2 separate regions of the Homo sapiens genome follow, and region 2 is linked to region 1. A link is a contact called in ENCODE Hi-C or POLR2A ChIA-PET data. All regions are on one chromosome and are shown on one strand. The core of a region is the stretch at or near the end of the contact, and the rest is flanking DNA. Distances in the headings are between cores, read along the strand shown. Region 1 overlaps NECTIN1-DT (NECTIN1 divergent transcript). Region 2 has its middle 100 kb from the start of LINC02744.

What was found. Hi-C counts contacts between places; a loop is a spot of excess contacts on that map. ChIA-PET counts read pairs that join two places held with the same protein, here RNA polymerase II (POLR2A). Pooled maps may share reads with other maps.
Region 2: a pooled map shows a loop between it and region 1 (2.3-fold over the local background). The contact joins two enhancer-like sites. A Hi-C loop is called at or near these places in 2 of 168 maps with a recorded cell type or tissue (dorsolateral prefrontal cortex and heart right ventricle) and 4 of 50 pooled maps. POLR2A ChIA-PET finds 5 or more read pairs at or near these places in 1 of 52 experiments (SK-N-SH).

The regions. Positions count from the first base shown.
Region 1 is chr11:119,737,024-119,741,723 of GRCh38, reverse strand. NECTIN1-DT (NECTIN1 divergent transcript) reads right to left here. Exons shown (of 4, transcript NR_120587.1): 4 at 2,101-2,193. Among named protein-coding and RNA genes, the nearest start is that of NECTIN1-DT, 9.8 kb to the right of the region's middle. Within about 2 kb of position 2,688, at least 4 of the 41 ENCODE cell types and tissues checked have a DNase peak (open chromatin) inside an H3K27ac peak, as active enhancers do.
Region 2 is chr11:119,889,879-119,894,578 of GRCh38, reverse strand. No RefSeq gene overlaps it. Among named protein-coding and RNA genes, the nearest start is that of LINC02744, 100 kb to the left of the region's middle. RefSeq lists an enhancer at 1,630-4,700. Within about 2 kb of position 1,883, at least 4 of the 41 ENCODE cell types and tissues checked have a DNase peak (open chromatin) inside an H3K27ac peak, as active enhancers do.

The DNA of each region.
Region 1 (4,700 bases), core at 1,439-3,938:
TGGAACGACGTGTGCGGGGGAGGGTGGGAGGCTGCCTCCTGGGCACCCGGCGCGCCCGACCCGAGCTGACAGCCGTGGGGCAGGGCTCCCCGTACCCCAGTAAAAGTACGTTCCCCCGAGTGTCTCTACCCTCTGTGGACCTAGAGAATGGGGCCGACAGAGGCGGTGGCTGGAGCCTCCCGGACTCTGCGCTATGGGGCGGTTGCAGGTCCCACACGGGGAAGGACAGGGACGCTCTCTCCGCGGCCCACGACCGCTAGGTGGCGCCGTGCCCGTCCCGCCTCCAGGAGGCCCCGCAGGGTCCCAGGCGCCCAGGGTACCTGGAGGCGAGGTGGGGAGGCGGAGAGGAGGTGGGGGCAGCATTCCCGCAGTCTCATTCATTCGTGCATTTGTCCATGCCCACTAAATTGGACAGTCGGACAGAGGGACAGGTGCACATCCTTCTCTTGAAGGTCTAAATGCCCAAACCTCAGAGAGACTAGAGAGATACCCCACAGGAAAAGTGAATCCAAGGTCATCTATGGCAAAGGCCAAGCGAGAGGTATACCCGGTGCGCTAAGTTCAGAAACAACCGTGGAATTCGACAGCACAGAACCCCGAGATGGGTTATCTTGACCATTCTGCGCCAGACCAATCAGATGGGGGAGAGTCATTCATTCCCGCCAGTGCCAGGCCCTGGGCTGGACTTCAGACACTCAATTGTGACCTGTCCTCAGGGAGTTTATGGACTAGTGGGGGAAAGACATCAGGCAGATAACTACACAAATAATTCCCTAGCTACAGCTGTCTTGCACGTGCACAGGTGTAGAAAAAGGGGAGAAGAGTCAACCCTCGCCCTGGGTTACCTGCTCCAGCCCTAACTAGGGTTGGAAGTAGGGGTGTTTGCCTTATGAAGAACATAAATCACTTCCTCTTAGTTCAAAATTGAAATAAAAGCAGTAGTCTAACATCTGAGGCACAGTCAAGGCAAGACTGACCATTTTTCGGGGGTAAACTGGGGACCACAGGAAAAGAGCCTGGAGACAAAGCGCTTAATTCTATGTGCGGGGCATGGTGCATGGTTACTCCTTTAATCTTCGGTCCACCCTGTGGAGCGGATGTTAAGCCTACTTTACAGAGCAGGACATTGAGGCCCAGGGAAGTAAGAGACTGGCCCAGAGTGCCAAGAGCCAGTTTATGACAGAGCTGGGACTGGACCCCATAACCGCCTCAGGCCCAAGTCCCATACCTCTTCTGCTATAACAGCCTGCCTCTAGGACCACGTCTGGATGCCCTGCTAGGGCCAGAGCAGTAGGGTGGAGGGAGATCAGAAAGAGAAAGGGGCTGGGCAGGTGAAGAAGCCTCCAGATTGGGGCCCTCATCACCACTCCCAGCTCATCACAGCCAGCCCTTTCTCTGCATCTCCTGACCAAAGCACCACCCGCTTAACATTCTGCTCAGTTTCCTCTGTACTCCGACTCCAAATGTTTATCAACACATGCTGTAATGTAATCAGCTCCTGGGAAAATACACACCAGGTAATGGATGCTGATAAGAGTGTCAAACAGATGTCCCCTCCCTGCCCCTCCCTCCCAGCCAGAGCTGGCACACCCAGGAGGCTGGGGAGGCATCTCTTGCCACACCACCCCTCCAGCCCTGGCAGCCGAGGCATTCCTCCAGAAGCTGCCCAGGCAGGCAACAGGGCCTGACCCTGTGGGGCCCAGCATTGTACCAGGCATTGTGCCGTGGACTTTACACACCTCACAGTAGCACTATAAGTTTGGTGTTACTATTCCCATTTTGCAGATAGAGAAACTAAGCCACAAAATAATGATGAAACCAGAGTGAAGCAGCAGCATCAGAAGTAGATTAAGGGGCCATCACTCCACTTCTCCATTCATCATCAGGCAACCTCCCCACTGAACATGGCCCTTTGAAGGAAGCTGCCCTCATTACCTTTCTAAGTTGTTGGATCTAAGGCCCCAGCCTGTATGGACTTGGCAAGTCAGGTGGAGGAAGGCTTGCAACATGTTCCTCATTTCTGGCCCAGCCAGGTAGGAGACAGGGTCCTGAACCTGTCCTGAAGGCTCAAGCAGAAGAGGGAGGCTCCCACTAGGCATGTGGGAGTAGAAGGGGATCCAAGGGAAAGGGAGAGCCTTCTTTGTCCTTTTCTCCTCCCTTTTCCTCAAGGGGCTTAAGGACCCACACGTGGACCTAGACAGAGGGGAGAGAAAGTGCACAGAGTTGAGGACAGCCCTGATGGAACAGGATCCCCCCACCCTCAGGACCTTCCAGGACCAGCTGTCTGAGGCTGGGCAGTCCTAAAGGAAATCGGTATTTGCTTTTCCCTCCAACGCAGTCAATTGCTCCTTTCATCTGGCAGGGAGTTGTAAATGAGAATTTATGGGATTTCTAATGATGGCGGTTTCCCTTTATCAGCCTCCAATTCCCACTTCTCAGCTGGGGTTGACTCAGGGAAATGTTTTGACCAGGAATCAAGAATCTAGCAGGCCCCTGCCCTGGCTGCTGCTTTCTGTAGTGAGGGCTGGAAGTTGTCAAATAGGCATGGGAAGCTCACTACCAAGAAGTCAGATCTGAGTTTCAGGCCGCCTCCCAGATGGCGAACTTCACCCCTCTAGCTTCTGTTTCTTCAACCATAAACCTGGGGTAATAATGCCTGCTCCACCCACCCGTCTCACAGGGCTGCTGCGAGGATCAAATGAGATTACAGGCCTGAAAGCCCTTTGAAAAATATGAAGCAATCATCCACCCTGGTTTTGCTATTATTATTATTGCGGTGGTGATTGTGTGTAGGTGCAAATGGGAAAACACATTATGGCAACCTGCACGTCTTTGAGAGTGAGCTTGTTTGTGTACACGGAAGTGTATGTGTCAGTTTGCGGAAGAGTCGAGCTCTTGTGTGTGCACCTGGGTTTAAAAGAATGTATGGGGCAATGTGTGTGCATCTATGAGTGTATCAGTACATGTGCACATATTAAAGTGTCTTAATATAATAATAGCATATTAAAATAGAATATAATGGTCCTATGGGCCAGGCATTGTGCTAGACACTTGATATGGATGCTCCTTTTTAATTCTTGTAATGTGTTTGTAAAGGCATGAGAAGGGGTCTGGGCCAGTGTAGGTGTGCGGGCATCTATGTGAGGCTGTGTATACAGCATTTGTGACATCCATGTGTCAGTGGTGAAAGGGCATGTCTCTGATGAAGGTAATGGCATGTAAACTAATACAATGCCTATTCATCTCATCCAGGTAGCAGGGAATCTCTCCATGTGCTCGCCTGAGTTTCAATGAAAGGATGGGCATAAATGTCAGTGAATCTGAATGTGTGTGCGCATGCATGTGTGTGCATTCACATGCATAGGGGTGCACACCTGCCTTCCTGTTCCTAGGCCGATTAGTATAATTGTTTGTTAATCATCAGCTGCCTGGGCTGTGTGAGCCCCCGGCATGCCCTGAGCGCCATTGCCACGCAGCCATCAAACCCACACAGACACACTGTGGTGACAGCAGCATGCTTGGGAGGGAGTGCCACTCTGCTCTCTGGAGTCACAGTCTGTGCCAGGCAGCAGACCCCTGCCAGGGGAATGTCCAGATTGACTACACCAGGTTTGGAGCTGCAGAAGTGCTCCACAGATGGGCTAGGCTCAGAGCCTTAGAGCAAGACAGACAGAGCCCAGAGGACCTGGGCCTAACAGGCAAACCAGAGCCTGGACCAGGAATGCCATCTGAGCACAATACGGGTTGGGGCTGCTGAGTGGCCAGGTATAAAACACGCTTGCTGGGCTACAGCCCTACCATGCACGGCTCCCTGTGACCCTCAGGATGAAGTCCAAACTCCATAATGCAGCACAAAGGCCCTCATGACATGGGCACGTGACTCCCCAGGCCCCTCTCTAACACTCACCTCTTGCACCGCACCAGCCAGACTGAATGAACTACTCTCAGTCCTTCGGAGCACCCAGCCTCTGGGCCTTCTTGCTGTCTTCTCCTGTGCCTGATTTCTCTACAACATGACATCCCTGGCCAGCCAGTCCTCATCCCTCAAGGGAGCTCTACTCATCTCTGCAGGAACATGCCCTGACCCTTCCTGACCCCCTAGACTAGGGAAGGGTCCCTGCACACCTGACATTCCTGAAGTCCCTAGCTTTCCCTGCTGTCCACTTCCTTATGGATCCTTGCCTCCCCCATTAGACTTTGGTCCCAGGAAGGAAGACAGCATGTTGCAGCCATTCACGGAATATCCAAATGCCTAGCACAGATCTGATTGTAGGTGGTCCATACACATTTCTTGAACGAATTATTGTTAAAAGCCAGTTGTGAGAGACCAGTTGTCTTAAGCTCTCCATATACAAATCATGATACCCATCCAGACAGGCTCTTGGTCTCTCAGATCTCAAGGCTGGGGAGAAGCACCCCTTTCCCCACTCTCTTCCTCCATCCCACCCCACCAATGATAATCATCATCCCCAACAGGTATGAAGATGGCATACAAAATGCCTTTACAAAGATCCTGGGAGTCGTCAGTGTCATCTTACAAGTGAGGAGACTGAGGCTGACAGAGGTATTAATAGCTTATTAATAGGGTGACCAACTTGTCCCACTTTGCCTAGGACCTTCCCAATTTTAGCACTGAAAGTCCCGTGTCCTGGGAACCACCCCCTCCTCAGCCCCAGGTAAACTCCAGGTTTCACGGTTAG
Region 2 (4,700 bases), core at 634-3,133, 150 kb before region 1:
TGCTTTGAGTAGAAATGTGAGACTAGGTGCAGTGGCTTATGCCTGTAATCCCAGCACTTTGGGAGGCCGAGGTGGGTGAATCACTTGAGGTCAGGAGTTTGAGACCAGCCCGGCCAACATGGTGAAATCCCCATCTCTACTCAAAATATAGAACTTAGCCAGGTGTGGTGGTGGGCACCTGTAATCACAGCTCCATAGGAGGCTGAGGCAGGAGAATCACGTGAACCTAGGAAGTGGAGGTTGTAGTGAGCTGAGATCGTGCCACTGCTGCACTCCTGCCTGGATGACAAAGTGAGACTCTGTCTCAAGAAAAAAAAAAAAAAGTGAATTTTCCAGATGATCCAAACAGGAAAGGCAAATTTTAATTTTGGGTCTAGCCACTGTAGTAGCCATTATTTAACCTATTTTAGCCACTGCATTGTACACATTAAATCCCCCCAACTCCCCATTTTACAGGTGAGGAAAGTGAGGTCCCAGTACATACAAACATTGACTTGACTCAAGAGCCCACACATGTCATTGCTGTGTTCTGTGTGACCTCCAGGATCCTTCACACTAAGACCTAGAGGTCACTCTCATTGCCCCTGGAAGGGACCAGAACCCCTGTCCCTGGGAAATGGAGGACAGACTTCTGTAGTTGGTTGGATCAACACTGTCCACTGAGAAACAGGACACCTAGAAGCAGGAGATCGGGGGAAGAGAAGCCTTGGCAATGCCCTTTTTGACCCGCTGGATGAAAATGGCCTAGTGGGCTGAACCCCGGTTTGGGCAGGAAGGCGAGATTTGTAGGCCCAAGCCGGCTCCCATCTCTGAGGCTCTCCCCAGCCTGCTGGGACATTTGAGGAGGAGGCTAATGTCAAAGATGGAGTGGCCCAATTTCTGTTCAAATCTGATATGGGGAGCCAGGAGGAGGGGGACGAAGGTGTGAGGAGAGGGTGGGCCCACTTCTCCAGCCGCAGCTTCCCTAGATGAAGCAGAGCAGAGAATCCCCAACTCTGGTCTCACACGCTGGGTGACTGAATTTGAGATAAGCATCTCATGGTGTCCCTCTGTTAACATCTTCTACATCGTACTTGTATCCCATCTTCACTTACTAGCTGTGTGATTTGGGGCAATTTCTGTTTGTCAGTTTCTCCATCTGTGAAACAGGTATAATAACAGTATCCAGCACCCAGGGTCGTAGTGAGGCTTAAACAGTTAAATGTGTGTAAAATACCCAGCACAGTGCCTGGCACACAGGCAGTACTCGGTCAGTGTTAGCTAGTAGTAACAGGTCTCTTCTGAGACAGAGTAATTTCTTTTTCCATAAGCGACACTTTGGATAGATCAGAGAACTTTCTTGCCTGTTACACAGGCTAAGACACGTAAGATTATTCTACAAAGAAAACAGAAGCATCTCCTTCCTGGGACCCTTGTAGAAACTATTGTGTTTCAGGCAAAAATGATAATAAACATGTGTTGAGGGCCTACTGTGTGGTGGGCACTTCTGTGTGCGTCATCTCATGGAGCCCTGCTAGCCCTCTGCAGGTGTTTTCCTTTTATAGAAAAGGAAGCCCAGGCTCAGAGGAGGTTAAGTGCCTTGCCCCAGTTACAACTATGGTCCGAGCCTCCTCGCCCCTGCCTGCACCCGGCGACAGAAGATGGACAGACAGTATGACCTTCAGAAAACCTCTGTAACCCGAGGAGTCTCACCTGGGCTTGCTCAAGCCATCAGCAAAATGGAGATCTGAAAATAATCATGCTCCATTCAGAGTGTTTCTCTTCTCTCTCAGTAATACATTCTCCCGACATCCAGCAGAGCAGGGGGGTGGCCGGCCCAGGGCACTGACTGACATCTCTGAGCAGAGCTTTTCAGTGGACGGAGCGCAGACGGCATTGCGTCTGCAGAGGCCCGCGGGCAGGGTGATTGCTGGGCTCCCGCAAGAACAGGCGGTCCTTGGAGGCTTTTGACTCACACTTTGTAAATTGGTTTCATGCATGGGCTAACAGTGGGGGCCTGGCTAGATAATAGGATTTTCCAACACAGCTCTTTCCCCCTCATCTGCAGCCACCCAAATCTCCGTGCAGAGTGCCTGGAGGGGACGTGATGTGCTTGGCAGGGAGCGCCACGTCAGGCTCCACAGTCCTGGTTGGGGTGATGCGTGTCTAAGAGGCCATGGTTCAGAGCAGTGTCGGAGAGCAGCTTATGTGCTCCACAAGTAAGGATGGGGGGTGTCCCAGGCAGGCACCCACAGCCAAACCTTTCCATGGTGGGTGGGTGTGTGGGGGTTCTCAGGAAGTGCCAGGTCCTCAGGAAGCAGCCTGTGGGGCCAGGCTACTGCTCACGGCTGACTGCAGGGTACCACCAGCCTCGACTGTCCACAGCAAGTCCCTCCATGCCCAATCTGACCCAGAGGGAGGCACATCAGAGCCCAGAAGCCCAAGCAGCCCAAGGGCAACCATATCCCAGAAGCAGACATTCGTGAAAGTGTTGCTGGAGAAGCGTTCTCAGGAGAAATGGGGAGAAGGAAGGAAATAAGGATGTGGTCTGGGCCCGAGATCAGCTTCAGTCTCAATCCACCGGGAGCTTAGGAGCACAAATGATACCACAAGGTCAGGCTCACCTTGAGGCAAGGGGCCCGGTCTTTTTTCCCTACTGTCTGTTAGTCGGTCATCAGCTGTTGGCTTAGGGCAAGGGAACTGAGAAGGCATGTAGCTAGCCTCTGATGGCAGGCAGCTCCTACTCAGCTCAGGTGAATTATCCAGAGAAGGGGCAGCTGGGGGCTTTAGTGGCCAACACACACAGGGGCTGGGGGATGGGCTGCACCCATCCAGCAAAGGGGACTTGGGGGGGTACCAACATCCCTGCACCATGCCCATGGGAGTACAGCCAGGGCACAGCTCAGCTGGAATGCTGTCAAGAGCAGCCTGGTGATTCTGACTTGTAGAAAGCTAGAGGGCCGACGTGCCAGACAGCTGTACAATGGGCAGTGTCTGTGACAGCCTCAGCCATCCCCCAACACCCTTACGCTGACACTACAAAGCCAGTGATTCTCAAATCTGCCCTCTTATCTTTTCCCAGCAGGGCCACAGGGCTGCAAGTTTCATCAAGGGCAGCATCTGGGAGCCTCTGCCCAGGGCCCCTGAAGCCAGGGCCAGCCCCATCTGCACGAAGGCACACAGACACCTATCAGAGTTAGTCTGTGACGATCCAAAGCCTCCTACCCAAGAGCCTTTAATACAAGTTTGCTGCTGAAACACAAATATCCGCCTTCGATGCGGAAGAGAGATTAAATTAGGAACAATCTTAATTCTTTCTGGCAGAGGGAAGCGAGCGAGAGCTGTCAGTTCCCCAGTGATAGATTGTTAAGGAAATCCAGGTTTAAAGGCATTTCATAAGTTTGCTTTTGCCTGCTAATAAAGAGAGTCAGCTAACGGAATCCGATCACCAGGCGAGATCGTAATGAGATAATGCAATGTGTTCCACAGAGACCCAGCCAGCTCCTTGAAATTCCTCCGAGAGAGTTTCTGAAGTACCACGTTGTGACAAGGAAGGAAAAGTAAGAGGAAAAGAGAGAAGGGGAAATGGGCATAATTAGCCAAGTAGATTAGGTGATTCAACAAAGGTCATACGGTCTCAGCAGGCTGAGGGGCTGTGATATTTATCACCTACCTCCCACCTGCTTCTTGGTCTCCTGGCCTGCGTGCTTTCTCAGTGAGACGAGCAAGCTCAGACTCATGTTCCTGGAATATGCAGAGATTGGAGGCCTGATCACAAGCAAGGTGCCTGGAGTCCTCACCTGGTAGCTGGGAGTGGGCCTCAGCGGAGTCTCTTCCAATACCCCAAGGGTTTGAGGGAAGGGGCTGTGTTCTGAGGGACCCTCAGCCTAGGCTTGAGGTCACTCAGCCCCACGTCCAGCTGGCTGTCAGCTGCGCACTGAGTGTTCAGGTTGGGTGGCTGCGATAGCTTGGGCTCTGCTTTAAAGGTGTTTGGCCCCTGCCCTGGGGGTTGTTCTGGGGCTGAATTACACCCTGGGTTTATGCCGTGGTCTGGGCTGGGCTAACTCTGTGTGTTCACCTGGACATCAATGGTCAACCTATTTGGCAAACCAGAAAAGCAGACTCATCCACATGCAAAGAAAATGTAATTCCGGGCTTAAGGCAATAAAATAAACTTCCAAACTCCTATTTACTATTTCAGCAAGCTCAGCCCCCACACCCACTCGGCTCTTGTCACCACCCTTGTAGGCATGGACCACCTTTTTTTGTTCTAAAGGACTTTGAGAATCTGAAGGCTATGAAAACCTCTTTCCAGAAAAAGTGCAGATACACATAGACACCAAGTTGTCATGTAATTTTAGGGGCTTACAGATCCTGATCCTGAATCCTAGCTTTCAAAACTCTGGAGAGGAGGGGGTGATCCTCTCTTTGGTGCACCCTGTGCAGACAGATGCAGCCCAGGCAGGAGGCCGTCTGGAGCTGGTCCGGCCCTAGAGACAGGGAGGGCAGTTGCATTTCCTGTACTGCCCAGATTGTGTTTCCAGGCCTCTGGGTATCTGGGGTGAAAGAGAAGCCAGTGGCCAGCAGGGCAAACAGTGGTGACCGTGGAGGCAAGAAGTGAAGGCCAGGGATGGTGACTCGCAGGTGCAGGTGGCAGCCCACATGATTGTCTCTTATCTTGTGGGATCTGTCACCCCCCCTCTGTTCCCTAAATGGCCCAG